Regions from separate parts of the Homo sapiens genome. Here region 1 is linked to region 2. The links are chromatin loops, found by intact Hi-C in ENCODE. Cell type or tissue: B cell. All regions are shown on one strand. Links, peaks and the distances in the headings refer to the core of each region. The heading gives the core; the rest is flanking DNA. Region 1 overlaps SH2B3 (SH2B adaptor protein 3). Region 2 overlaps DRC10 (dynein regulatory complex subunit 10).

Evidence for each region. A loop is a pair of places that touch in the nucleus more often than their neighbours do. Peaks named below come from ENCODE experiments on the same cell type or tissue, not always from the same donor. Only the 100,000 strongest peaks of a DNase experiment are listed, where the experiment ranks them.
Region 1: it touches region 2 in a loop (8-fold over the local background); 1 of 110 quality-filtered maps calls a loop at or near these places.

What each region holds. Positions count from the first base shown.
Region 1 is chr12:111,427,343-111,442,340 of GRCh38, reverse strand. The region is part of intron 2 of SH2B3 (SH2B adaptor protein 3); the gene reads right to left. LOC124903019 (a long non-coding RNA gene) reads left to right here. Exons shown (of 2, transcript XR_007063462.1): 1 at 1-4,393; 2 at 5,257-9,857. Among named protein-coding and RNA genes, the nearest start is that of SH2B3, 29 kb to the right of the region's middle. RefSeq lists enhancers at 5,427-6,006, 6,007-6,586, 7,097-7,226, 7,287-7,376, 11,298-11,607 and 2 more. In B cell, for the core only: no CTCF peak of the experiment used is centred there; DNase peaks (open chromatin) are centred at 4,350, 7,200, 11,430, 12,080 and 1 weaker place; H3K4me3 peaks cover 2,455 bases; H3K27ac peaks cover 7,932 bases.
Region 2 is chr12:113,203,165-113,218,162 of GRCh38, reverse strand. DRC10 (dynein regulatory complex subunit 10) reads left to right here. Exons shown (of 5, transcript NM_001330452.2): 2 at 9,904-10,725. The coding sequence starts at 9,997. Among named protein-coding and RNA genes, the nearest start is that of DRC10, 10 kb to the left of the region's middle. RefSeq lists enhancers at 9,155-9,314, 9,465-9,774, 9,985-10,114, 13,464-13,533. In B cell, for the core only: no CTCF peak of the experiment used is centred there; a DNase peak (open chromatin) is centred at 9,672; H3K4me3 peaks cover 1,605 bases; H3K27ac peaks cover 3,373 bases.

The sequences.
Region 1 (14,998 bases), core at 4,082-12,081, 1.8 Mb after region 2:
CCACTTACTTACCTTTGAAACCTTGGGCAGGACACTAACTGGAGGTTCAGTTTGCTTTCAGTAATAGGGGGCCCGTAAGCAGGTCCTGTTGACCTTCTTACTGGAGGAGGAGAGGGAGGGGGTCTGAAAAGGCGCAGAGCAAATTCCAGATCCTGTCCTGGATGGCTGATCCCTCACCCCAGCCCAGAACCTGAAGTGGATGCTGCCGGGATGGATGAATGAGCATTATTATGGAAAATACTTAATCCAAGCTTACTGTCTAGTATCAAAAAGTTAACCTACTTGGGAAGCTGAGGCAGGAGAATCACTTGAACCTGGGAGACAGAGGTTGCAGTGAGCTGAGATCACACCACTGTACTCTAGACTGGTCGACAGAGTGAGACCCTGTCTTAAAAAAAAAAAAATTCCTTGCCTTCTTCCAAAAATGATTTTAGTCAGGTTAGAGACACCCAGAAAGAGCTGGGAGACAGCTGCTACAACACAGACAAGAGTCCCTCTTGCCACAGATTTGTCTCAGCTTCCTGGCAGCCAATGCAAAGGATTCTCCGAGAGAGGACAGTCATTTGTGGAAAGAGAATGCTGCTGCTTAGCTCCATTAAAGACTCTGAGAAGTCCTGCAGCAGAGAAACCTATTAAACCCATGCATTACCCAGACTTTGACCTATTTCATAGACCTTATTACCATCCCAAGGTAATATGGGATTGAGGTGAGGAAGGTCCTCACCTCGCAAACTCTCCTTAAACGTGGTGCGTCTCAGCCATTCTCTGGGGTGGGCAGCATCAAGACTGAGCCTAGTTGCTAAAAGCCATCCAGTATCCTGCCCAGAAATCCCTCAGGGCTACAGAACCATGCAGCAACTCCACCACCCTGAGGTTTGGGACACTTAGTCCTGTGCTTGAGTCCCAACTCTGCCTTCTCTTCCATAGGTAAGTGACTCACCTCTCCTAGCCTCAGTTTCCAATTTTTTTTTTTTTTTTTTAAGAGATAGGGTCTTGCTCTGTGGCCCAGGCTGGCTCACTGCAGCCTCAAACTCCTGGGGGCTCAAGTGAGCCTCCTGCCTTGGCCTCCCAGGTAGCTGGGATTACAGACACATGCCACCACATGTGGCTGATTATTTTTTTGTAGAGATAGAGATAGGATCTCGCTATGTTGTCCAGGCTGGTCTCAAACTCCTGGCTCAAGTGATCCTTCTGCCTCGGCCTCCCAAAATGAGTCTCCACGTGTGTGTATGTGTGTATTTTGTTTTTGAGGCAGGGTCCCTCTCTGTTGCCCAGGATAGAGTATAAACTAGCTCACTGCAGCCTTGACCTCCTGGGCTCAAGCAAGAGTCTGCATTTTCTAAGGTGGGATAATAATGCCACTACCCTTCCCTGAGAATATGAGCATAGTGTGTGCAACAGAGCTCCCAGAGGGTATGGAAGGATCTCAGGGGAATGGTAAGGCAGGGAGGAGCACAGGGCCTTAGGAGCTCAGCCTTAAGAGAGACTTGGGAGCAAGAAGGCCCCTCCCTGGGCAGCCCTCCTGAGTTGTCACTCCCCTGCTCCCATGCACCAGAGGCTCAAGAAGGCCTCCCTCTTCCTTTTCCATCTTTCGGTCTTGGCCCAGCACAGAGAAAGGAGCAGTAGCGTTTGCTGAATATTCTCCGAAGTGGGGATGGTGGAGAAAAAGGCACTGGAGGTTAAGGGAATAGCAAGAGCCAACACCCAGAGGGCAGAAGGCACAGCCCCAGGCTAGAAGACAACAGGGGCTTGACTGTGGCTGGAAATGACGCTCACAGACCCCACACCACCCTTTAGTGAGCATCTGCTGTGTGCCAGGCATTGGAGCCTGGGTGGCCCACCAGCAGTTTCCAGATTGTGGAATTCACAGGCCGGCAACATTTTTCAAAAAGTTTTCCAAGAGGAAGTCACAGAAATGGGCGTCACACCATCAAGGACACGACGAAACCAAGTAGGACGTCATGGTTCCAGAGCAAAGGACAATCCTGGGCATCATGGACAGTGAGATTTATGAAGGAGAAGCCTCACCACCCTGCCCCGGGCCAGCTCCGTGCAAGGAGCAGTGTGTGTGAGCCTCACGTGGCCCTCCTGTGCCTTCACCTACTTCACAGATGAGAAGGCTCAAGAGACCTCCAAGGGGGAGGGAACACAGCACAGGGTGCTTCTATGACCTTCTGGCACAGGACATCTGGAAGGGAGTTTGGAATCTGCATTTTAACATGGGACCTGGGTGGATCTGAAACCCACCGGCGTCTGAGCTGGCTGGGGTCTGAGGGAGGTCAAGAGAGCTGGGCAGGGAGGCCTCTGTCCCCCATCTTCCCCCCAGATGCCAGGGAGCCACAGAAGATGTGCAGGAGGGGAGGCACGGCCCATCCCTCAAAGGCAGAAAGTGGTGGATGCTGGGAGCTGAGCAGCCAGGATTCCAGTCCCAGACAACTGCTGGGGGAAAGGGGTATTCACAAGGAGCCCCCAGTGAGGAGAGAGGAGCCAGGCTGGAAAACAGTGTGACACCTGGGCCCTCTGGGAGTTGGGCAGCATCAAAAACTGCCATCTGTCCCATCAGACTACGCCCAAGTCTGTCCAGAATTAGCTATTTCCACCCCCACGATGCTGCTCCAGCCTACCCTCCTCTGCTCAAAACTCCCCTGCAGCTACAGGAGGCTGAAGCAGGGAGGTTGAGGCTGCCGTGAACTATGATGGTGCCACTGCACTCCAGCCTCGACAACAGAGCAAAATCTCATCTCAAAAGAAACTCCCGGCTGGGCGCAGTGGCTCACGCCTGTAATCCCAGCACTTTGGGAGGCCGAGGCGGGCAGATCACAAGGTCAGGAGTTCAAGACCAGCCTGGCCAATATGGTGAAACCCTGTCTCTATTAAAAATACAAAAATTAGGCCAGGTGCGGTGGCTCACACCTGTAATCCCAGCACGTTGGGAGGCCGAGGCAAGGCAGATCACCTGAGGTCAGGAGTTAGAGACCAGCCTGACCAACATGGAGAAACTCTGTCTCTACTAAAAATACAAAATTAGCCAGGTGTGATGACACATGCCTATAATCCCAGCTGCTCGGGAGGCTGAGGCAGGAGAATCGCTTGAACCCAGGAGGCAGAGGTTGTGGTGAGCCAAGATCGTGCCACTGCACTCCAGCCTGGGCAACAAAAGCGAAACTCCATCTCACACAAAAAAATACAAAAATACAAAAATTAGTCGGGCATGGTGGCAGGTACCTGTAGTCCCAGCTACTTGGGAGGCTGACGCAGGAGAATCACTTGAACCCGGGAGGCAGAGGCTGCAGTAAGCCAAGATTGCGCCACTGCACTGCACTGCAGCCTGGGCAACAGAGCAAGACTGTCTCAAACAAACAAACAAACAAAAACAAAAACTCCCCTGTGGTCCTCATCTGAGAGACCCTTGTTACCTCCTCAGCCTCTTGGGCCTCCCTCCCTCGCTCTGATCCAGCCACACTGGCCTCCACTCTTCTTCAGTGTGCCAGGTGCACTCGGGGCCTGTGCCCTCAGAGAGGCAGCTCCCCCCACAGCTTCACAAATACGACTGCTTTTCAAAGTGTCATCTCCTCAGGGAGGCCCTCCCTGACCACAGTATCTAAATCCTGAGCCGCAAAGCCCCTTCACTTCCTTCCCTGCCTGTTGTCCTATGAGCTGGTCTTGCGCATTCCTTGATGCAGGTCTCTGCCGTGACTTGGCTTTGCTCACGTGGTGTCCTTGGCCGCGAGCCAGTGCCTGCTAGGTGGTGGGTGCTCAACATTCATCATAAGCCTTTTGCTGGCTAAGCATCCTTTGTGCTGGGTAACGGGGGGCATAGGGGATGATTGCCCCTACTGCCATCCCCCACCCCAGTGAAGACCATGAGTGATAGGGATGCTACAAGCCAGTGCTCTCAGGGCTGGGGTGGGCCTCCCAAGGCCCCTCCAGCTGGCCAGGGAAGAGGGCAGGCTGAAAGGCAGGCTCAGGTGTGTCAGCCCCCTGACCTCCCCGCAAGGGCACCATCAGGAGCCCCCATGCTACAGACTCTGGGAGGCAAAATCACACAGTGCCCCAGCCATGGGGAATAGCGAAGTTGAGCCAGGGCTCCAATCCTCATCTGCCCACCCCCAGCCCCAGCACCCCCAACACCTGGTCTCCCTCCAGCCGCCTTCCCGCCCACACCTTCCCCTGCCACCCAGCCCCTGCATTTGTGATGCCCTGCCTGACCCAAACTGCATGTCCCAGCAGAGAAAACCTCCTCTCCTCCAGGGAGCCTTCTCTGACCACTGAGTCATGATTAGTGCAATTCCTGTGCCTCTCCCTCAGCACTGAGCTTATCGAACCGGCCATGGTTTCCTGATGACGCAACTGCCTCCACCATCTGACTGGGAGAGTTCCTCTTGGGGTTGGGGTGGGCACCAAACCTTGCTGCCAGCTGAGGCCCAGCCCTGGGGCAGGCCCAGAGGAGGTACTTGGAGGGTTTGCCGGGTGGATGGATGGATGAGCACTTGGGTAGGTACCTGGGACCCCCAAGCTCTCAAGTGCCTGGGAAGCAGAGGGAGGTATGGGGTGTGATGGGTGATCTCAGCCCCCTTTTCCCAAGCTCCTTGGGGGGCAAACTGAAGGCAATGAGCCAGTTCCAGCGACTGAATCAGTGTGGGAACTACAGGCCACAGGGCGCTTCTCTGCTATGCCCCCCACCAGGACCCCAAGCCTGGCCCCTCCTTCACAGACCCTTCAAATGCAGGGCCCTGAGCAAATTACTTTGGCCTGCTGTGCTTCAGTTTCCTCACCTGTAAAATGGGGATGATAATGGAACCCACTCCTTGGACTTCTGCAAGTGAGCCTGCCTGCTGCCCTGAATGCCCAGTGGGCCCAGTCCACAGGGCAGCGGCTCCTAGACCCCCACCACCCTGTTCATTATGGGCCAGATCCCCCCTTGGTCTGCACCCTGCTGCCTCAGGTGCCCTTTCCCCACAGGGGAGGAGGAAAGAGAAGGGAGAAGCTTCCAGAAAAGCCACATGGCTGCCAGAAAAGCCCTTTCCTGGCAAGAGCCCCCCAATGCCAGAAACAGAAACCTCCCCAGCCAGAACATCCCCCTATTTCCCAGACATCTGAGGGCTTTGGGGGTCCCAGGCCCCTACCCAAGTGCTCATCCATCCGTCACCCAGTAAACCCTCCAAGCACCTCCTCTGGGCCCAACCCAGGGCTGGGCCCCTACTGGGAGCAAGGCTTGGTGCCCACCCCAACCCTGAGAGGAATTCTCCCAGTCAGATGGTAGAGGCAGAGACAGACATGGTGAGTGTGACACCCCCAAATACAGAATCCCTGTTCAGAGTCAGATCCCCCCTCCAGGCAGGTGGCACCCCAGCTCACACTGAGTGACTGAGTGTGGTGTGGGCAACAGGACACACACCAGCCTGCTTTTCCCGTGTATGTGTGTGGCGGGAGGGGGGCGGGGGAAGTGATTAGCCAGAGATGCTGGGACAGACAGGACTTGGGGACCTGTCTAAAACCCCACCCAGAGTGAATTCCCCTCAGTTCCCATCATGGTCCTCCTGCATGTCAGAGAATCACAGGGACACAGACACAAAGCCCCCTCTCAGAGAGACAGCAACCACCCCCAAGACAGAATCATGATGGCAAGGACACAGAGCCCCTTTCAGATGCTAGAGTGGCCTCCCTACAGCGACAGACACCCAGAGGAAGACCTTCACACAGGGAAAGACAGCCCCCACCACACCTGCTTCCAGACCAGCCCAGAGTCCCCAGCAGCAACATGGTCCCCTCCTCAGATATGGGTGCCGACTCCACCAGGTGGCCAAGGGTGGAGGGGCCAGTTACACATGGCCCCTGCAGCCTGCTGTGAGGATGGTGGGACGCTTCTACTCTCGAGTCGGCTATGGTGGGGCTATGCGCAAGGCCTGGGGACAGTGGCTTATGAGGGATGATGCCTGGAAAGCCCTACACTCCCTACCCCGCAGTGGGCACCTTCCCCAGCGCTCTCATCCCAAAACATGGACAGGAAGTCCAGGCCCCATCCAGCCCACCTGGCTAGGAGGAATGTCCTGGGATGGGCCTTGCAAGGAGCAGGATGGAAGGAGGGGAGCCACACCCCCAGGGCCTTTTCCCTCCACACCTTCACTCAAGCTGTGCCCTCCGCACAGGGCACCATTCTGGCCAAACCGCTGGGCTCTCAAGTGCCAAATAAGGACAAACAACTGTCAGGCACCGGGAGCTGCGCTGCAGTGACAGCCAGCGGACCAGCACATGGCACAGGGCATGCAGCAGCTTCCATCCACCTGCCCTGTCCCCAGCAGGCCTGAGCCACTTCTGAGGACAAGATGGCATCTCTGGGCGGCACTCAGCTCCATACACGGCAGGGCCACCAGACCCCACTCCAGGCCTGGTCCCAGCACACCTCCCCTGCTGCATGCCAGCTGCCGTCAGCCCACGCCTCGCACGACCACATCCTGCTCCCAGCTGTCCCCATAGGAATCCTTCCTGCCCCCACTGTGGCCAGCCTGGCTAAGCCCAGCACCCCTGCCCTTGGCCACACCTTTTTCAGGTGACGCCTTCTGCGCCTCGCCACCACAAGGCCATGGACGCCCCAAACCACGAGTGCCAGGCTGTGCTGGCCTCCAGACAGAAGGGAGAGCAAGCAGCTCCCTTGGCAGGGAGGGGGCAAGCCTGGCTCCCTGCAGTGGGTGGGGGTTGTTCACGCCTGTAACGAGCACTTTGGGAGGTCAAGATGGGCGGATCACTTGAGGTCAGGAGTTCGAGACCAGCCTGGCCAACATGGTGAAACCCTGCCTCTACTAAAAATTCAAAAATTAGCCAGGCGTGGTGGTGCATGTGTAGTCCCAGCTACTCAGGAGGCTGAGGCACGAGAATCACCTGAACCTGGGAGGCGGAGGTTGCAGTGAGCCGAGATCGTGCTACTGCACTCCAGCTTGGGCTACTTCAAGATGCCCTCTCAAAAACAAAAAAAACACCAGTGAGGACTGTAGCCAGGCCCCGCATCTGTGACGATCACCGAGGGTATCATGGGGCCCCAGGGCTGGGTCTACTGTAGCACACACCAGTGGGGCCAGGTCCCCAGGCTTGAATGGGGCACCGACGGCCCATCCCCCTGCCACAAAGCCAGGACCAGCTCGGGGAAGCCCCGGCCAAGCATCTGCTCTGCACCGGGTGTGGGTGGAAAAAGATGTGGTTAAGAAACAACAAAAAACCTCTGTCGCCCGTCTCGGGTGGGGAGAGTGCACCAGAGGAGAGGGGACTCATCACCACCAAGATCCCCAAAGCCCCAGACAACGGTAGCTACTGCCTGCCTTCGAAGAACGATGATTCAGAAGAAGAGGTGAGAGCAAGGGCTTCTGGGGTGGAGGGGCTCCCAGCCAACTGGCACAGCCAGGCCAGGTCCTCCTCCAGCCACGGCACAGCACCGGGAATCCCATGTCCTTCTGAGCTCCACCCGGCACGGACTCTCATTACTATCATTTTAGCTCCTGTTTACTGAACGTTTACCATGTCACAGGCCTTGACACACAGCCTCTCACTGACATCACAAAACAACAGGAAATCACACCAGCCACCCATAACAAAAGCCAGCTGGATTAAATAATTAAAAGTGAAAAAGGAAACCAAGACAGAACTAGAATAAAACCTAAATAATTATTTATCTGATCCTGGGTGGGGAAAGGCCTTTCTAAGGTAAAAAAGCAAAGAATAAAACCATAAAGGCGAAGATCACTGGATTTTACTGCCTGGAACTTGCAAACCCCCATAGGTCAAGAAATGCAGGAACAAAATTGAAAAGTCAAATCGGAAACCAGGGAAATATTTGCAACATGGGACAGAGCTAATATCCGTGCCGTGTAGTGTTCACAAATCAAGAAAAAGGCAAGCAGTGCAGGAGACAAACATGCTGAGTAAATAGCCTGATAAATCACAAGAAATGTGTATGACCAAGGAACAGAAGAGAAACAGTCGAAATCCACGGGGACAGAAAGATCAGTGGTTGCCACGGGCTGGAGGCAGGGAGTTTGGGGACTGACTGCTCCAAGGTTTTTTTCTAGGGTGATAGAAATGTTCTGGATTAGATAGTGGTGATCATTGCACAATTGTTTAAATATACTAAAAGCCAATGCATTGTACAATTTAAACAAGTGAATTTTATGGTATATGAATCATATCTCAACTTTTAACAAAGAGAAATGGTCACACTTAGGATAAGATAACCACTTTTCATCCAGAAGGTGGCAAAGGTTTTTAAAATAATACCCAGTGCTGGCACCACTGGTGACAAGAAGATATATGCGTATGACCTTTCTGGAAGGCTACTCAAAAATAATGTATCAAAAGAATAAGAAATGGCTATTAGGCAGATGAAAAGATGCTCAACACCATTTTCCATTGGGGAAATGCATATCAAAACCACACTGAGGCTAAACCCGGTAGCTCACACCTGTAATCCCAGCATTTTGGGAGGCTGAGGTGAGAGGACTGCTTGAATCCAGGTGTTCGAGACCAGCCTGGGAAATATGGTGAAACCCCAGCTCTTCAAAAAACAAAAACAAAACAAAACAAAACAAAAAACCACATCACGTAGTGTAGTGAAAAACAAAAATTAGCTGAGTGTGGTGGTGTGTGCCTGTAATCCTAGCTACTCAAGAGGCTGAGGTGGGAGGATCACTTGAGCCCAGGAGTTTGAGGCTGCAGTGAGCTGCCTCTGCACTCCACTGCACTGCACTCCAGGCTGGGTGACAGAACAAGACCCCGTTTAAAACAAACAAACAAAAAAAACACCACACTGAGAAACTACTTCACACCCTTTAAGATGGCTGGGATGGCTACAATCAAGAAGACAGACAATAACAAATATTGGCAAGGACATGGAGAAACTGGAGTCCTCTCACGCAATGATGGTGGGAATATAAAATGGTACAGTTGCTTCAGAAAACAGGTTGGCAGTCATATTTATTTTATATATAGTCATTTTTTTTTCTGAGTCAGAGTCTCTCTCTGTTTCCCAGGCTGGAGTGCAATGGCATGATCTTGGCTCGCTGCAGCCTCCACCTCCTGGGTTCAAGTGATTCTTCTGCCTCAGCCTCCTGAGTAACTGGGATTAAAGGTATCCACCACCACGCCCAGCTAATTTTTGATTTTTAGTAGAGACAGGGTTTCACCATGTTGGCCAGGCTGGTCTCAAACTCCTGACATCAAGTGATCCACCTGCCTTAGCCCCCCAAAGTGCTGGGATTACTGGCGTTAGCCACCGTGCCCAGCCCAATGTAATTAAACATAGAATTACTGTATGCCCCAGCAATTCCACTCCTAGATGTATCCCAAGAGAAATGAAAACACAGATCCACACAAAAACTTGTCCACGAATGTTCATAGCAGCATTATTCATAACAGCCAGAAAGTGGAGATAACCTGATGTCTATTAAGTGATAAACAAATAAGCAAAATGTGGCAAGTCCATACAATGGAGTATTTTTCAGCCATAAAAAGGAACAAAATACATGCTGTAACTTCGGTGAACCTGGAAAACATGATGCTAAGTGAAGGAAGCCAGACACAAAAGGCTGCATAGTCTGATTCCACATATGTGAAATGTCCAGAATAGGTAAATCCCTGGAGACAGAAAAGAGATGAGTGGTTGCCAGGGGCTGGGGAGGGAGGTATGGGGAGTGACTGTTCATGGGTACAAGGTTTCCTTTTTTGATGACGAAAATGTTCTAAAATTAGATTATGGTGAGGGTTGCACAACTCTGTAAATATACTAAAAACCAATGAATTATACGCTTTACACAAGCGAATTTTATGGTTTGTAAATTATATCTCAATAAAGCTTTGAGAGCAAGAACGGATCAGAAGTGCTCATAAAAGCCTTGACCCAGCACTCCCCTTCTAGGAACTGAGCAGAAGAAAATCATCAGAAGTGGGCACCAAGACTGACATAAGGTGTTCATCCCAGGGTCATCTATACCAGCAAAAAAGTTAAAAATGGGCTGGGCGCGGTGGCTGTAATCCCAGCACTTTGGGAGGCTGAGGCAGGCAGCTCACCTGAGGTCAGGAGTTCGAGACCAGCCTGGCCAACATGGTGAAACCCCGTCTCTACTAAAAATACAAAAATTAGCCGGGCGTGGTGGCACATGCCTGTAATCCTGGCTACTCGGGAGCCTGAGGCACGAGAATCGCTTGAACCTAGGAGGTGGAAAAAAAAAAAAAAAAGAATACAGAAAAATGTTCAGGACACAAAGTGAAAAAAGCAGGTGACCAAATAGTATGAGGAATGCCAGGCCCGCAAAGGCTGAAGCTTTTGTCCACAAGCTCCTGCCTGCAAGGGGCTCCAGACAGAATTGTGCAAAAAGTAATCCCTTCCCAGCAATTGCTGAAGGAATTGGAATTTGGAGGCGGAGGCAAAGTTAAAGACAGAGAAGAGGCTGGGTGTGGTGGTGGCTCACGCCTGTAAATCCCAGAACTTTGGGAGACCTAGGCGGGAGGACTGTTGAGCCTAGGAGTTTAAGACCAGCCTAGGCAACATAGTGAGAGTTTGTCTCTACAAAAAAACTTAAAAATTAGCAGGGCATGGTGTCCTGCTAATGTCTATGCTAATAGCAGCATTAAATAGTCCCAGCTACTTGGGAGGCTAAGGTGGGAAGATCACCTTGAGCCCAGGAGGTTGAGGATGCAATGAGCCGAGATGGCGCCACTGCTCTCTAGTCTGGGGGACAGAGCAGTGTCCCCCAGTCTCAAAAACAAAACAAAAATGACAATAATGACATCTACCAAAATGGAAATGCTGGTTCTCTCTGGGTAGTGAGATTGTGGGAGGTTTTTCTGTTACTGTTTTTTTTTTTCTTTAAATAGTTTCTGCCATGAGCTTTATTAATTGAAAAAGCAAAATAAAAAACATTAGGAACTCAGACATGGAGGCCCTCGGCAAGTTAAAGACAGTTTCCTAGATTACATGGGGTACCCAGATGAAGACAGGGCAGGGCCCCCTTCCAGGTGGTTCCCTAGAGAGAGGTTTCTCTCTCCTCCTACAGTGGTGCCCCTGTGTGTAGAGCTGAGGTTGGGGTTCGAGTCAGGCATGGGGTGGGGGGTCCCAGGCAGCAGCCACAGCGAGGGAGGTCCAGAGGCCAGGTGGCCCTTAATCGCCCCGATGTACACTGTCACCCAGTGGTTCCAGAGGCCAAACAGTGGGCGGGGGCCACAGCCTCCTCCTCAACTCAGAGGGGAGATAGGAAAAAGGGGGTATGGGGCCCCAGAAAGGAAGCTGAGGTGGCCCCTCCTGCACTGGGAGAGGAAGCCCCCCCCGCCACCCACCCCCGGCCGGCACTCGGAGACCTCTTCTAGCGCAATCAGTTTCCTTTTCCATTCACAAAGAACTGGGTGGGGGATTTCCAGCAGCGCCAATGGGGCCAGCCAGGGGTTGCTGTGGGGAGCAGCCAGGCTGCTGCCCATCCCGGGGAGGGACCCTGGGGACCCACCTGTGGGATCTGGTGGCCTCCTTCCCCTTTTTCTGCCCTTCAGGGTAGGAACACATCATGCCAGCTACTCCCTGAGCCTGCAGTTGGCTCAAAACAACCCACTAAGGCAAGTGCTGGCATCCCATTTTCTGTAATGAGCCACTGAGGCGCAGAGAGGCCAAGTTCTTGGCCCAGAGCCACACAGCAAGGATACAAGAGCCAAGATCTGAACCTGACCCTGTCCATCTGCCCTTCTCCAGCGTCCACCCTTCGCCCCTGGACCCTGACCCTGAACCTCCAAGCCCACAGCCCTGACCCCACAATGGTCTCATCTCAATACCAGCCTCGAAAACAAACAAAACAAAAAAATACCACACCAACTTCCAAGAAGCCAGTAAGAGCAGCCAGGCCTGGTAAGCAGGACGGGGTGGGGATGGACCATAATAACTTAATTACCTCCCCCCTTGTTGGATTCAGGGCACTTTCTAGGCTGTGGATTCGCAGAATTTGAGCTGAAAGGAAGCGCCCCGATACCATCTGCCCCCGTGGTTTCAGCGCGGTCGGGGGTTTCTTCTAAGCGGCAAAGCACTTTTTCAAAAACGATTTTGCATGGAACCCCAATAAGGGGGCAGATGGGGCGGCAGTGTGTGTGGCTGGGGCCGCAGGAGCCCTGCCCAACCCCCTCCGCCTTCCCCATCACTCCCAGAAGGCCACTGCAGGCACCCACTTCATAGCTCAGAGAGGACTGGGACCTACCTGGGTCACATGGCAGCCCAGGACAGAGTGAGGATGGGACCTCCGTTCCTACCCCAGGAGCCTCTGCCGCTGGTCCCCCAGGAGACGTGGGCCCAGGAAAAAACCGGCTTCTTAAGCCTGTGTGCCCGCCAGGACCTGAGCTCTGCCTGCCTGCCAAGACCAGGGCTCAGTCTGCCCTGCTTGCCGGGATACAGGCTCGTTCTGACGGTGGAGGGTGGGTGCTTTCTCTCTGCCTGTTCTGGGGCCTAAACACAAACCCCCTGCCCCTGGTGCCCCCCGGCCTTGGCAGACCCACCAGGGACTCTCATTTCCTGCCTTGGCCACCTACCAGCTCTGGGGCCTCGGGCAAGTTTCTGGACCTCTCTGTGCCTAGTTTTCTTGGCTGTGAAATGGCTTCATCACTGTCCCCACCTCCGGGGTTTGTGATAAGGATTCCATGGGATGTGGCGGACACAGTGCCTGTCACATGAAAACCAATTAATAAAAATGGGCCGGGCGCGGTAGCTCACGCCTGTAATCCTAGCACTTTGGGAGGCCGAGGCAGATGGACAGCCTGAGGTCAGGAGTTCGAGACCAGCCTGGCCAACATGGCGAAACCGCGTCTCTACTAATAATACAGAAAAATTAGCGGAGTGTGGTGGTGGGCGCCTGTAATCCCAGCTACTCGGGAGGCTGAGGCAGGAGAATTGCTTGAACCCTGGAGGCGGTGGTTGCAGTGAGCCAAAATCACACCACTCTGCTCTAACCTGGGCGACAGAGCGAGACTCTGTCTCTAAATAAATAAATAATAAATAAAAATGACAACGCCAGTGATGCCTGCAGCAGCAAAGCCTTGCAGGCCCCAGCGAACACTGGCTGTGTTGGGCACAGCTCTAGGTGCTTCCCAGACAGCACTCAGTTGATCCTGGGGCCAGAGCCATCATTCAGCTATTTTTACTTGAGTAAACTGAGGCACAGGGAGGGCAAAGTGCCTTCCCCCGGGTCACAGGCTCAGAAGGGCAGGGGCAGGCCAGGGCCGCGCCTGTCAGAGCCCGAGGCGGCTTCCTGCCGTCCCTCCTCCTCCTCCTCCTCCTCTTCCTCCTCCTCCTCCTCCTCCTCCTCCTCCTCGCACTCCTGCCCCGAGAGGAAACCGCCAGGCCTCCGGCGGACGTCCCTTTCTTTCTGCTTCCCCTTTCCCACACCCGGAGGCATGGGGGTGGCTCCTGCATCCCCGCCCAGGCTCTGGGCCCAGAGCCCGACTCCTGTGGCCTCCCCGGGTCTCAGTTTCCTCCTCTGTAAAGGAGGTGTGAGGGCGGTGCCACCTGGAAGAATCACGGCAAGGACGGACGGGCACGGCCCTCCTGTGCCCAGGCAGGGTCACAGCCCACCCAGAGGGAGCTGCCCACCTGTGCCTCTGCCTCCCCTGCAGACCCAGGCACACCCAGGAACTGAGGCCCCCAAGGGATGGGTCACTCATCAGACACCCGGGCTCCTGTGCTATCTCTTGGGGGGACTTTGTGCTCCCAAAATCAAGGTCAGAGTGGCCTTGTTCCAGGGCTTCTGGGTGCCCCAAATGTCTCCTGCCAGAAGGGTGGGCCCGAGGCTGCCCCTCACCTGCCCTATCAGTGCTTACCGTAGCCTGCCCCCCATGACACTTCCCATTTTACAGAAAACTGAGGCCCAGCAAGGCCAAGTCACACACCAGGGACACCTGGCTCGAAAGGGGATGAGTGGGGATGGCTCTGAAGCACATTTACCCCCGAGTCGCAGCCACTCCTACCCAGACCACTGCCTCCTGGGCACTCAGGCCTGTGATGCAGCGGGGGGCTCAGGGCTGAGGGCTAAGTCCCCCTGAGGCATCCCCCAGCCCCTCTTCTACCACTTCTCCAAGCTGGGCATCAGAGGCCATGGGTGGGATGTGCCAGGCAGAGTCCTCTGTGCCAGGTGAGGGGCGCTGGCCAGCCCCCTCCAGGCCTCGGTGTTGGCATCTATAAAATGGTGGCATTGGATAAAATGGCCACAGGAGCTTTTCCTAGTCCAAGAGCCCAAAACAGGTGCCCCCACCCATGCAGGGCCCTAGTTAACAGTGCCATCAATAATACTGACAGTAAGTCCTTCTAAGGACTCACTGCTCACAGGGGCAGCCAACTGCCCAGGTTCCAAGCCCCTCTCAGCCACAGGGGCTGTGAGACCTTGGGAAAGCCACCTAAGCTCTCTCAGACCTAGTCTCCCCATCTGTGAAATGGGCCTAATGGCGCAGCTACCCTCACAGGGCTGCTGTGAAGATAAAATGAAGCCAGGTCAGTAAAGTGCCTGCTGTATAAGGAAAGCCCAATAAATGGTGGTTTAAAGGGCATTTATCAACAGCTAGAACTCCATCATGTCCTCCACTGTACAGATGAGGGAAACTGAGGCTCAACCTCCAGAACCACCAGGGCTGGCAGGACTTCAAGACCATCTCAGCTAATCCATGCCTGGGCATATGTGGAAACTGAGGCCCGGCAGGCTGGGCATGCTCCATTTGAAATGGGAGCCCCACCTCCCCGGGAAGGTCTGGGGCCCAAGGCCAGCTACTCCAGCCTAGCAGCTGCTTCTGGAATCTTTCTCCTTCCCCAGGGCCCCCACTGCTGTCGCCTCCCCGTCAGGCTCTACTGCTGAACCAGTGGCAGCACAGGCCAGGCTGGGACCCCCTCCAATGCCGGCCTGGCACCGCCAGATCCTCTGATTTTTTTTTTTTTTTTTTTTTTTTTTTTTTCCTGAGATGGAGTCTTGCTCTGTCGCCCAGGCTGGAGTGCAACGGT
Region 2 (14,998 bases), core at 4,683-12,682:
CTCCATCTCAAAAAAAAAAAAAAAAGGTCAGGGTTTTTCAACCTCAGCTCTATTGATGTTTTGGGTGAGAAAATTCTTTGTTGTGGGGAACTATCCTGCCAATTGTAGGATATTTAGCAATATTACGAGCCTCTACCTACAAGATGCCAGTAGTAGCCTCTCTCAGTTGTGACAAGCAAATGCATCTCCCGATTATTGCCAAATGTCTTCTGGAGGGCAAAGTTGCCCCAGGTTGAAAACCACTGTGCTAAGCAAAAAGTCAGATGCAAACAATTACATACTGCATGATCCCATTTATATGAACTATCCAGGAAAGTTACATATGAGTGGAGGCCAGGGGCAGTGGCTCACGCTTGCAATTCCAGCACTTTGGGAGGCCAAGGAAGGTGGATTACTTGAGCCCGGGAGTTCAAGACCAGCCTGGGCAACATGCTGAAACCCTGTCTCTCCTAAAAACGTAAAAATTAGCCAAGCGTGGTAACACGCACCTGTAATCCCAGCTACTTGGGAGGCTGAGGCACGAGAATTGCTTGAACCAGGGGGGTGGAGGTTGCAGTGAGCCGAGATTACGCCACTGCACTCCAGCCTGGGCGACAGAGCGAGACTCAGTTTCAAAAACAAAACAACCACAACAAAAAATGTGAGTGGAAGCAGAGATTGTTTGCAGATTAGCTCATGGGAATTTGGGGGGAGTGATAGAAATGTTCTAAAACTGGATTGTAGTGATGTGGCAACTTCAGATACATTTACAAAAATAGTCACTGAGTTTTACACTTACAATGGGTGAATTTTATGGTAATGTAAATTATACCTCAATAGAGCTGTAAAAAAAAAAAAATTACACGTGTGATTAGTACTATGCAGGAAAGGTGAGAGAGTTTCCACAGGTTGTAAAGTGCTGTCTGTTCCAGTCTGAGGAGGGGTAGCCATTGAGCTAAGACCTAAAGAATGAGAAATTGTTAATCTAGGGAGAAATTATTCCTGGGGGGTTGGTTTCTGACAAAAGGAACATTATACATTAGTGCCTGAGAGCAGGACGGGTTTGAGATAGGCTGTTTTTTGTTTTGTTTTTTTGAGACAGAGCCTTTCTCTGTTGCCCAGGCTGGAGTGCAGTGGTGCAATCTCAGCTCACTGCAACCTACGCCTCTTGGGTTCAAGCGATTCTCCTGCCTCAGCCTACCAGGTAGCTGGAATTACAGGTGCCCAACACCATGCGCTGCTAATTTCTGTATTTTTAGTAGAGACTGGGTTTCACCATGATAGCCAGGCTTGGTCTCGAACTCTTGACCTCAGGTGATCCACCCACCTCGGCCTCCCAAAGTGCTCCCAAAGTCCTGTAATCCCAAAGATTACAGGAGTGAGCCACCGCACCCAACCCTGTTTCGTTTAATTTTAACTCTAGTCCCAGTTGGCAAACTGATTTCACTGCCCAGTAAAGGGTTACAACCTTAAGATTTTATTTTTTAAGCAGTTTTAGATTCACAGCAAAATTGAGAGAAAGGTAGAGAGAGTTCCTACATACCCCCTATTCCCACATGCACAGCCTGCCCCACCGTCAACCTCCCCCACCAGAGTGGTGCATTTGTTACAGTTGATGAACCTACATTGACACATCAGCAGCAGCATCCAAATTCCATAGTTTACATAAGGGATAAGGGTTCACGCTTGGTGTTGTACATTCTGTGAATTTGGACAAATGTATAATGATGGTATCCATCATTGTAGTAAGGTACATAGTATTTTCACTGCCCTAAAAATCCTCCCTGTTCTGCCTATTCATCCCTCCCTTCCCCCAGCCCTTAGACAACACTGATCTTTTTACTATCTCCATAGTTTTGCCTTTGCCAGAATGTCATATAGTTGGAGTGATACCATATGCAGCTTCTTCAGATTGGCTTCTTTCACTTAGTGATATGCATTTAAGTTTCTTCCATGTCTTTTCGTGGCTTGACAGCTCATTTCTTTTTAACACTGAATAATCCTGTATTCCATTGTCGGGATGCCCCACTGTTTATCTACTCAGCTCCTGAAGGACATCTTGGTTGCTTCCAAATTTTGGCAGTTGTGAATGAAGCTGCTATAAATATCCATAAGCTTTTTGTGTGTGCAGGTTTTTGTGTGCACATGAGTTTTCAACTCCTTTGGGTAAACACCAAGGAGTGCAATTACTGGATCGTACAGTAAGAGCAGGTTTAAATTTGTAAGAAAACAACTGTCTTCCCAAGTGGCCGCACCATGTTGCATTCCCACCAGCAATGACAGAGTTTCTGCTTCACATCCTCACCAGCATTTGGAGTTGTCGGTGTTCTAGATTTTGTCCATTCTAATAGGTGTGTAGTAGTTAAATATTTTTTTCAAGTTGGAGAAGTTGATTATAGAATAATCTAAATTCACTACTAGGAAATTCTTCCTTCTGTCTGAAACTGCCAAAGTGATGCTGTCTACACTTAGATATAACCAGAAATAAGCATTTCTAAAGTGACACTGTAACCAAAAGAGGAATTAAAATTCCTGATGAACTGATTGATAAGGAGGGGAGACTGGACAATGGGGAGTGATTTAAGGGAACTTGGTCTTCTTCGGTCACTAACAGGAGAACATGAATAATGCAGAAACCAGCAAAATTAAAAACAAAATAGTAAAAAGGAGTAAAAACTGCTTCTGTTTTGACTTTTTATAAAGCCTTTGATACAAAAACATATACCATATTATTTTGTGGAAAAGCACATCTATTTTAAGAAACATTAAAGTGTTGATATTAACATAATTTTTGAAGTAGTACTAAAAGTCATAAAAGCGTAACACTTTTGAGCAAGGATTTCATTTCATTCCCTCAACAGTGCTGTGTCCCATTTCACAGGTAGAACGTCAAGGCTTAGAGAGGTTAATCGACTTACCCAAAGCCACACAGCCAGGAAGTGGTGAGACACTGGAATTGCATTCCAAATGTGTTTTTCGTTTCCACTTCAGTAATGAGGAAATGAAAGCCCAGAAGATCAAGTGGACTTGCCCAAGGCTATATAGCTTGTGGTCAGTGGAAAGTATTTCATCATAACCAGCAACATAGAAATCTGTCCCGGGGGGCATGTTCCCTCCCAATCTGAGTCACTATCCCATGTCCTCTGTCTCCAAAGCACCAGATAATCCTGGAGCCTGCAGCCACCCAGCCAGCATTACAAACAGGGTCCCAACTGTCAATACCTCCAGCATTCATTGCTGCAGCCCTAGCCTGGGAATCTTTTACAGACCAGTTGTAAACCATAAAACACAGGTTCTCAAAAAGAACAAGAGAGGAGGATTGGGTAATAGTTCAAAATTAGTCACAGAAAGAAAAAAAAAACCACTCAACTATGAAAAAGTAAAAAATTCATTACATTTAAAACTTTTGTTTAAAAAATTCCAAGCCCTGAGTAAAGGGATGCAAAAGAATTCATAGGCCAATTGTTGGCCTACAGTTCTATCATGAAAATATGACTCTCTTTTCTGGCTCCAATTCAGGACATATATATTTTGCAAAACAACATTATCCTATTATGCCAGCATCTCCCAGTGAGGAGACAAGCCTGTTGGTAAATCTGGGTTTGCCATCTCATTTATTCAACAGTGATTTCTTTTTCTTTTCTCTTTTTTTCTCTTTTTTTTTTTTTTTTTTTTTGAGACGGAGTCTCACGCTGTCACCCAGGCTGGAGTGTGCAGTGGTGCGATCTCAGCTCACTGCAACTTCCATTTCCCTGGTTCAAGTGATTCTCCTGCCTCAGCCTCCCAAGTAGTTGGGATTACAGGCATGTTTCACCACACCCGGCTAATTTTTGTATTTTTAGTAGAGATGTTTCGCCATATTGCCCAGGCTGGTCTCAAACTCCTGACCTCAGGTGATCCACCTGCCTCGGCCTCCCACAGTGCTGGAATTACAGGTGTGAGCCACTGAGCCCAACCGCAACAGTGATTTCTTTATTGAGCACCTACTGTATAGTAGTTGGTTGGGATAGCAGGTTTCATCATGAATCTGTTGCTTCTTTCTAGCCCCTCACTTTCCCCCTCCCTAGACTTGAAAGCCTCAGATAAAACATACAGAGTTCGGAAGAAAGCTAGAGGTTTGGAGGGTAGTGAGATCTTTCTGAGGCTAAAAAGAAAATTCCTCTTGAGCCCAGGAGTTCAAGACCAGCCTGGGCAACATAGCAAGACCTTGGTTTTTTTGTTTTTTGTTTTTGTTTTTTTTGAGACAGAGTCTCACTGTGTCACCCAGGCTGGAGTGCAGTGCTGCAATCTCGGCTCACTGCAACCTCCACCTCCCAGGTTCAAGCAATTCTCCCGCCTCAGCCTCCACAGGTGCCCACCACCATGCCCAGCTAATTTTTGTATTTTTAGTAGGGACAGGGTTTCACCATGTTGGCCAGGTTGGTCTCAAACTCCTGACCTCAAGTGATCAACCTGCCTTAGCCTCCCAAAGTGGTGGCATTACAGGCGTGGGCCACTGCGCCCGGCCAGAAGTCAATCTTAAAATCAAGAGACTGGACAGAATAGTGCTGATGGGGTGCAGGCCCTGTCACTTCCTAGCTGTAAACTAACTAGAATCATCTAACCTCTCTCTCTGTCTCCCTTTCTTCATCTGTGAAATAGAGGTAATAATAGCACCTACCTCATAGGGTTGTTGCAAGGATTAAAGGAATTAATTCGTATATAGCATTCAGAACAGTGTCTGCTACACAGTAAGTTCTCAAGAACTTACTTAGCTAATGTTAAAATGGTATTCCTTAAAATGAGATCCGGATGAGGATGGAAAAACTACCTATCAGGTACTATGCTTATTACCTGGGTGATGAAATAATCTGTACACCAAACCCCCATGACATGAAATTTACCTATATAACAAACCTGCACATGTAACCCGAACCTAAATTAAGAGTGAATTTAAAAAGAGAGAGAGAAATCCATTTCCCACACTCCAGTTGTTTTGGTTTTTTTTTTTTTTTTTTTTTTTTTTTTAGCACCCTCTGACTTTTCCACTTGCCAGTTTGGATTTGTAGGGTAGTTGTTAAGTGTTGGGTTTTTTCCTTCTCTCCAGGGGGAAAAAATATATAATTTAGTTCAAATCTTTTTTTTCCTCAAAATATTCTAAGAGCAAAATTAATAAAATATCCAACAAGCCTGTTTGAATGAAGACGAGGTATAATTTGCATGATAAAGATATATTTCCATTTATAAAGTTCATCAGCAGAATTAATGACAAATAAAGGGAATATCCAATTAAAGTTTCCCATCCATTAACAATTTGCTTCACTCTCAGGGCAGGAATTTTAAACGGAGATGCTTAAGTTGGAAATGATTTAAATATTAAGGTTGGTGGCATTAAAAAGGACATGAAATGATCATATTAGGATTCAAGGAAAAGAGATTCTCCAGTCATTTTTGTCGTCAGAGTCAGATGCATTTCCCCTCAATCCTAGTTCCACGGGCTTTATCTTGTTCACCCAAATGAGCTGTCAAGAAATGATGGGTGTCATCATAATCAAAGAAAACAAGTTTGCCCTTTAAAGCAAAAGAGGTAATTTGGCTGAAAGCAAATTGGAAACATTTCATGTAACGTTGCGTTTCCAGCCGCACTCTCTGAAGAATTCAGGCATTTTGATTTATGCCTGAGAGCTTTGGGGTACAATGGAGAGGACTGCATTCATTAACTACCTTGTTCACATTCATCCTGTAGCCATGGGCAAAGATCCTTCATCCTCAGAGAGCCTGAGAAATCTCCATGGCTGTCCCTAAAACTTTTTTTTCACTTACAAGATAGGATCTAGGCTGGGCATGGTGGCTCACGCCTGTAATCCCACCACTTTGGGAGGCCAAGGTGGGCAGATCACCTGAGGTCAGGAGTTTGAGACCAGACTGGCCAACATGATGAAACCCTGTCTCTATTAAAAATACAAAATTAGGCTAGCGTGGTGGTGCACGCCTGTAATCCCAGCTACTTGGGAGGCTGAGACAGGAGACTGCTTGTACCTGGGAGGCAGAGGTTGCAGTGAGCCCAAATCACACCATTGCACTCCAGCCTGGGTGACAACAGCAAAACTCCAGCTTAAAAAAAAAAAAAAAAAAGAGGAGAGATAGGATCTCGCTCTGTCACCCAGGCTGGAGTGCAGTGGTGCGATCATGGCTCACTGTAGCCTCAACCTCCCTGGCTCAAGCAATCCTCCTGCCTCAGCTCCCCAAATAGCGGGGACTACAGGCACCTGCCACCATGACAGGCTAATTTTTTTTTTAACTTTTTGTAGAGGTCTCATTTTGTTGCCCATGCTGATCTTGAACTCCTGGGCTCAAGGAATCTTCCCTCCTTGGCCTCCCAAAGTGCTTGGATTGCAGCTGTGAGCCACCATGCCCAGCCTCCTAAAACTTTGTCTTCAGGAAAAGCCTCAAAGGATCTCATGAGATTCATTAGGGAGCAGGAAGTGTGTGTGAATCAAAGTGATTGAAGATAATTCCCAATCCTCTGCTCCCAAAGGGGCTTCTGGTTTGTTTTTTGTTTTTTTGTTTTTTTAAGAGACAAGATCTCACTCTGTTGCTCAGGCTGGAATGCAGTGGCCTGATCATAGCTCACTGCATCCTCAAACTCCTGGGCTCAACAAATCCTCCTGCCTCAGCCTCCCAAAGTGTTGGGATTACGGGCGTGAACCATGATACCTGGCCTGATATTGAATACATTCTGCCTTGCCAAGGAACTAAACATCCTTAGCACCTGATCTGGCCTGCCTTTCTTTTTCGTTCTTAGTCACTTTGGGTGTTTCTTTGATTCCCTGCCATTCTCTTGGTGTGTTCTTTGGTTTGGTGAGTTGAAGTTATCTTTTGTGGCTTCAAGTGTCACTTCCTTCTCCTGGGCAACATAGCAAGACCCTATATCTACAAAAATAAAAATACAATAATTAGCTGGGAATGGTGGCACGTGCCTGTAGTATCAGCTACTCGGGAGCATGAGGCAGGAGGACTGTTTGAGCCCAGGAAGTCGAGGTTGCAGTGAGCCATGATCGTGCCACTGCACTCCCTGGATAATGGGAAGGCCAAGACACCATTGTCCACTGCAGTATGGCAGCTAGAGCTCAATGAGTTTAAAAGTGAGCTCATTGTCCTCCCCTCCAAATGTCCTCTCCTCTCCCAATTTCTGCCATAGTTTCTTAAGGGCCCCATCTTTCTCTACCAGTCACCCAAACTCAAAACTCTTTCACTCAAGTCCTAATGATTCTTTCTTCAAAACATTTCTCACATCTACAGACAATATGAAAATAAAAGTGGCACAGGTAACCTGTAAGTAGTAACTTACAGCTTTCATTGGTGCTTACTTCTTAGGAGAGGGGGAAAGACAGACAATAAACAAATAAACAGGTGCATATAGGGATGTCAGATGGTGATACTTAACCTGGAGAACGAACAGGATAAGGGGGAAGAGATGAAGAAGAATCAGGGTGAGGGATGGGGATGTTATGGGGGGTGTCCATCTGAGACATGGTGTTGGGGGGTGAGCAGACATCCTGGGCAGTAGGTGTTCTTTTTTTTTTTTTTTTCTTTTTTTCTTTTTTAAGAGATGGGGACTTGCTATGTTGCCTGGGCTGGTCTTGAACTCCTGGGCTCAAGCGATCCTCCCACTTCAACCTCCCAAAGTGCTAGGATTACAGGCGTGAGCCCCTGTGCTTGGCCAAGGCAGTAGGTGTTCGTTCAGCAATTGCATCAGAAATCATTAAAGTCCTGGACTTGGGATTTTCGTTTTCCTGGGTTAGTGCTATTAGTTATTTATTGAACATTTTTTACAGCGTGCAGGCTTCTCATTCATCCTGAGGACTCTTGTTTTACAGCTGAGGAAGCCCAAGCTCTGGAGGATTAAATGACCAGCCCAGAGACCCCCAGCAAGGATTTGAACCCAAGTGGGGCTGTGCAAAGCTAGTACTTTTAGCCATTGTACTATGAAAGCAATATAAATTACTGATCTCTGATTGCCCTATAGATTTTTCTGAAACAGTTATTTATTTGTCTATCTATCTTTTGAAACAGAGTCTCATTCTGTTGCCCAGGCCGGAGTACAGTGATGCAAACTTGGCTTACTGCAACCTCCGCCTCCTAGGTTCAAGAGATTCTCATGCCTCAGCCTCCTGAGTAACTGGGGTTAACCTGAGTAACAGGTGCGTACCACCATGCCTGGCATTCTCTCGTATTTTTATTAGAGACGGGGTTTCGCCATGTTGGCCAGGCTTGTCTTGAACTCCTGACCTCAGATGATCCACCTCCCTCGGCCTCCCACAGTGCTGTGATTACAGGTGTGAGCTACCATGCCTGGCCTGAAATAGTCTTTTAACTAAACTTTTTACTTTGTAATAATTGTAGATTTATAGAAAAGTTGCAAAGATAGTACAGAGAGTTCCCGTATGCCCTCCATTCTGCTCCCCCTAATGTTAACATCTTAGATAACCTTGATGTGTTTGTCAAAACCACAAAATTAGGCCCGGCACGGTGGCTCCTGTCTGTATTCCCAGCACTGGGAGGCTAAGGTGGGAGGATTGCTTGAGCCTAGGAGTTCAAGATCAGTCTGGGCAACATAGTGGAGCTCATCTCTATAAAAAGTTAAAAAATTAGCTAGGCATCGAGCACCTATAGTCCTAGCTACTTGAGAGGCTGAGACAGGAGGATCACTTGAGCCCAGTAGGTCGAGGCTGGAGTGAGCCATGGTCACACTATTGCACTCCAGCCAGGGTAACAGAGCGCCTACAAAATTAATGTTGGTACAATGCTATTAACTAAACTTTAGACTAGATTTGGATTTGGATTTGGATTTCTCCAGTTCCACTAATGTCCTTTTTCCACTCCAGAACCCAATCCAGAATACAACATTACATTTAGTGAAACAGTTTTTTAAATTGTATTTCAAAGTTATATTTCACCCACCAATTTTTAAAATCAGTACTTAAAAATGGCCAGGCGTGGTGGCTCAGGCCTGTAATCCCAGCACTTTGGGAGGCAAAGGCAGGTGGATTGAGAACAGCCTGGCAAACATGGCAAAACCCTGTCTCTACTAAAAATACAAAGATTAGCCAGGCGTGGTGGTGTGCACCTGTAGTCCCAGCTGCTCAGGAGGCTGAGGCAGGAGAATCACTTGAACCCAGGAGGCAGAGGTTGCAGTGAGCCGAGATCATGGCACTGCACTGCAGCCTGGGCGACAGAGCAAGACTCTGTCTCAAAACAAATAAACAAACAAACCAAAAAACTTTAAAATCAGTGAAAATGTGCCATTCCTAGTCCTGTTAGTCTTACACTGCATTCTGCCCTGTCCCTGTCCTGCTCAGACATAGGCTGAGGCCTGTGGTTCCGTCGCCCAGGCTGCTTGTCAGTTGGTTTCCTGCTGGTTTTGGCCAAGGGCAGTAGAAAGAAACCAGGGTATTTCTCCTCCCCCACCGCCACCCTTCTTTAATCTGCATTTCCGGCAATGTCTCTAGCTCCTCTGGGAACTGATGGCTGTGGTTCAAACTTCCCCTGGGTGACCCTGGGCCCCAGGCTCACCATCTCTTCATGTGGTGGCTTCCTGCCATTGACAATTGCGGGATGGCTTTGTCTTCCCCTGGTTGGCCTCTCAACTCTCCCATCACTGATGTAACCAGTCTCTGGTTTTAAATCCTTAGAATGCTGTCTGTATGCCTGGCTGGTCCCCGCCTGACACATGTGCCTGAGATGCCTCCACACTTGGTCTTCCTGCCCTTGTGGCCCTAACACCCTCACAAAGCTGAAAACTGCTTCCAGTGAAAGGTTCTGTGTAAAAGCGACAGAGGACCTAAGATGAACTCTTGATGTCAACAGTTGTGGTTTCTGCAGCCACACTAACCACACAGATGTCAGCACAGCTGCACTCACACCTACTTCTTCATTTTGCAGGATGGCCAGAGACAATAAAAGCACGAGACCCAAGTAGTCTACCGAAGTCTCCATCTCTGTGGACCTACAGAGGCACAGAGGGCTGCTCACAAGATGGCTTTAGACATTCTCGCCATGGCCCCTTTGTATCAGGCCCCTGCCATCAACAGAATAGGGCCAAAGACAGACCCATCTAAAAGGCCAGCTGATCCACTAAAACCCTTGGTTCTCTCTAGGACCAAACTCACCACCATTGAGGCCAAAAGGATCATGTCCATCCTGGATGAGGCGATCTACAAGGTGGAGCTGGTGACCTTGCTGTCGTATGTGGCATCCAACAGAGAGGATATGGAGGGGATGCTGGGGGAGGACGTCATGAGGGCAGTGAGAGAGCATGAGGATCTCTGCCAGGTCCTCCTTGAAAACGTCAGGTGCCTGAAAGAGAAAGAAAGGCAATTGCAGGAGCAGAAAGAGGCTGAGGAGGAAGGGTGGCTCAGAGACCGCCTCCTTTCCATAGAGCTGCAGAAATCCAGCCTCTCACCACTTATGCAGCAGATCAAAGACTCCACCAAGAACGTCCTTAGACTCTTGCTCAGCAACCCCCAGGCTGCTAGGCTCCTGCAGATGCAGACACAGGGTAGAAGTGCAGAAGCCCAGAATTTTATTGACAGCCTGATAGAGCTCCGTGGTTTCCTGTTTGAAAAACTACTCACTAGTCCCATGGAAGCGAGGGATAAGGCCCAGTTCTTACAGGATATCAGTAGACAGAATAGTAATAACCAACAAATCATTGATACTCTTGAAAAGGAATTGGCGGAGAGAATGAAGAACAGGAATGCAGAGGTATTGTTTCATAGTATTGCTGAAATTACTGAAGAAGCCACACAAATCTTTTGTTGGTTGGGTTTTTCCTCAATGATTGATTTTTTTTTTAAGATGGAGTCTCGCTCTGTTGTCCAGACTAGAGTGCAGTGGTGTAATCTCGACTCACTGCAACCTCTGCCTCCCAGGTTCAAGCGATTCTCCCACCACAGCCTCCCAAGTAGTTGGGATTACAGGCGTATGCCACCACGCCCGGCTAATTTTTGTATTTTTAGTAGAGACAGGTTTTCGCCATGTTGGCCAGGCTGGTCTAGAACTCCTGACCTCAAGTGATCCTCCTGCTTTGGCCTCCCAAAGTGCTGGCCACTGCGCCTGGCCAATTGATTGACTGATTTTTTTGAGACAGGGTCTCACTCTGTTGCCCAGGCTAGAGTGCAGTGGCATGATCACAGCACACTGCAGCCTCCATCTCTCAGGCTTAAGCAATCCTCCCATCTCACCCTCCCAAGTAGCTGAGACTACAGGTGTGTGTCACCATGCCTGGCTAATTTTTTGATTGTTTGTAAAGATGGGCTCTTGCTACGTTGCCCAGGTTGGTCTCGAACTTCTGGGTTCAAGAGATCCTTCCGCCTTGGCCTCCCAAAGTGCTGGGGTTACAGGCATGAGCCACTATGCCCGGCCTCCCCAGTGATTTTTTTTTTTTTAAGATGGAGTCTTGCTGTGTCACCCAGGCTAAAGTGCAGTGGCAACATCTTGATTCACTGCAACCTCCGCCTCCTGTGTTGGGAATGGGTGCTCGGTGTCGCCAAAATCAACACTGAGACAAAGGATCTCTCAGCAAGGCTAGTTTACTCTCTGCAGAAAGGGTGCTGCTTGCTAGCAGTCTTGCCACAAGAGCACACATGAACAAAAGAGACGGGGTCATTTATAACCTGACGCATCCACCCTACTGCTGTGTCCAGTTTCCATTGGCTGGAACAGGACCTCACATTCTGTACTCAACCCGATTGGCTAGCAATTTAGAACTTCCCAAAAGAGGCAAAGGCAGAGGGAAACAAAGGAAGAGAGCAAGTAACTCCTGGAATGCTGAGAGAGGCAAAAACACCTCCAAATAAGGAAGAGGAATAGGCTATGACCTAATGCTTGCTTGGACCGGTTCAGGTATGCCAAGGCAAATATCTAAGCTAAAATGTGGGAGCTAAGAACAGAGTATATTGATTTCTTTTTTTTTTTTTTTTTTGAGGCGGAGTCTTGCTCTGTCACCCAGGCTGGAGTGCAGTGGTGTGATATCAGCTCACTGCAAGCTCCGCCTCCAGGGTCACACCATTCTCCTGCCTCAGCCTCCCGAGTAGCTGGGACTACAGGTGCCCACCACCATACCCAGCTAATTTTTTTTTTGTATTTTTAGTAGAGATGGGGTTTCACCGTGTTAGCCAGGATAGTCTCGATCTCCTGACCTCGTGATCCGCCCACCTCTGCCCCCCAAAGTGCTGGGATTACAGGCGTGAGTCACCACGCCCGGCCTATTGATTTCTTTTTTTTTTTTTTTTTTTTTTGAGACGGAGTCTCGCTCTGTCGCCCAGGCCGGAAGCCGGACTGCGGACTGCAGTGGCGCAATCTCGGCTCACTGCAAGCTCCGCTTCCCGGGTTCACGCCATTCTCCTGCCTCAGCCTCCCGAGTAGCTGGGACTACAGGCGCCCGCCACCGCGCCCGGCTAATTTTTTGTATTTTTAGTAGAGACGGGGTTTCACCTTGTTAGCCAGGATGGTCTCGATCTCCTGACCTCATGATCCACCCGCCTCGGCCTCCCAAAGTGCTGGGATTACTGGCATGAGCCACCGCGCCCGGCCTGATTTCTTTATTACAGCTAGCAGAATTGAAGAATATTAACACAGGTCTTCGAGTAAATTTTGGTTCTAAGAGAGGTTACTACCTATTCTGAATTAGACTGGGAGGAAAGTCCCTTTGAAGAGGAACCTCTATTTCATTTTCTACATCCTGGGTTCAAGCAATTCTTCTGGCTCAGCCTCCCGAGTCTCTGGGACTACAGGTGCCCGCCACAATGCCCAGCTAATTTTTTTATTTTTAGTAGAGATGGGGTTTCACCGTGTTGGCCAGGCTGGTCTTGAACTCCTGACCCTAAGTGATCTGCCCGCCTTGGCCTCCCAAAGTGCTGGGATTATAGGCGTGAGCCACTGCGCCTGGCCTAAGTAGCTTTTTTTTTTTAAAAAAAAATTCATTTACTCCACAAATTATTGTAAGTACTTACTAGGTGCCAGGTCTTATAAATAAGCCCATGTGGTTCCAGCCTCATGGAGTTCACAGTAAGGAAGGTAGGAATTAAAGAATTCATTTAATTACAGTTTTGAGAAGTACAATGTACTTCTCAAAGGGAGTGTTACAGGAGAACTTAACACCAAAAGGTCAGGGACATTGAAGCCAAGATATGAAGAATGCGAGGGCGTGAACCAGGCAAGTGCAGTGAGGAAGAACCTTCCAAGCTAGGGATCAGCGAACTATTTTTTTTTTTTTGAGACAGTCTTACTCTATGCCCAAGCTGGAGTATAATGGCATGATCTCAGCTTACTGCAGCCTTCACCTCCCAGGTTCAAGTGATTCTTGTGCCTCAGCCTCCTGAGTAGCTGGGATTACAGGCATGTGCCACCACGCCTGGCTAATTTTTGTATCTTTTAGTAGAGACAGAGTTTTGCCATTTTGGCCAGGCTGTTCTTGAATTCCTGGTCTCAAGTGATCCTCCCACCTCCCACCTCAGCCTCCCAAAGTGCTGGAATTACATGTGTGAGCCACCGCACCTGGCCCCAACTTTTTCTACAAAGGGCCAGATAGTAAAAACATTAGGCTTTGTGGGCCAGATGGTCTGTTGCAATTACTCAACTCAGCTTTGCTGTTATAGGGGAAAAGCAGCCACAAACAATATGTAAATGAATGGGCTGTGTTCCAACAAAACTTTACTTACAAATACAAGTGGCTGGCTGGATTCGGCCTGTGGGCCATAGTTTGCCAACCCCTGTTCCAGGTGGAGGGTAGAGTGCACCTCAGTAATGAGACAAGAATAAGCCTGGCTAGTTCAGAAACCCAGAGAATGCCAGTGAGCTAGAGGGAAGGGACAAAGATGGGCTGGGAAAGCAGGGGAAGGAGACAGATCACACAGGGCCTTTGAGGCCTAATCAAGGAATTTGGTTTCTAGAAGTTTTTAGTTTTAGAGACAAGATCTTGCTCTGTCACCCAGGCTTGAGTGCATTGGCACGTTCATAGCTCACTGCGGCCTTGACCTCCTGGGCGATTCTCCTGCCTTAGCCTTTTGAGTAGCTGAAACTACAGGCATGCGCCACCACTCTTGGCTAATTTTTTACATTTTTGTAGAGACAGGGTCTCGCTATGTTGCCCAGGCTGGTTTCGAACTCCTGGGCTCAAGCAATCTCCCTGCCTCAGCCTCCCAAGTAGCTGTGACTACAGGCACATGCCACCATGCCTGCCTAATTAATTTTTTTTCTTTTTTTAGAGATGGGGTGTCTGGCTGGAAGTAGTGGCTCACACCTATAATCCCAGCACTTTGGGAAGCCAAGGCAGATGGATCACTTGAGGTCAAGAGTTCAAGACCAGCCTGGGCAACAGGGTGAAACCCCATCTCTACAAAAAAAAAAAAAAAAAAAAAAAAATTAGCTGGGCACAGTGGCTCATGCCTGTAATCCCAGCACTTTGGGAGGCTGAGGCAGGCAGATCACCTAAGGTCAGGAGTTCGAGACCAGCCTGACCAACATGGTGAAACCCCATCTCTACTCATAATATAAAAATTAGCTGGGTGTGGTGGCGTGCACCTATAATCTCAGCTACTCGGGAGGCTGAGGCACAAGAATTGCTTGAACCCAGGAAGTGGAGATTGCAGTGAGCCTAGATTGCACCATCATACTCCAGCCTGTGCGACAGAGTGAGACTCTGTCTCAATGAAAGGGAAGGGAAGGGAAGGGGTGGGGAGGGGAGGGGAGGGGTCTTACTCTGTTACCCAGGCTGGTCTTAAACTCCTAGCTTCAAGGGATCCTCCAGCCTCAGCCTCCTGAGTAGCTAGGATTATAGGCATACCACACCAGTTAGAAGAATTGTTAAGAAGGGAAATGGCGGTGTGGTGGCTCACGCCTGTAATCCCAACACTTTGGGAGGCCAAGGCAGGTGGATCACTTGAGCTCAGGAGTTTGAGACCAGCCTGGGCAACACGGCAAAACCCTGTCTCTACGTAAAAGACAAAATTAGCTGGGCGTGGTGGTATGCACCTGT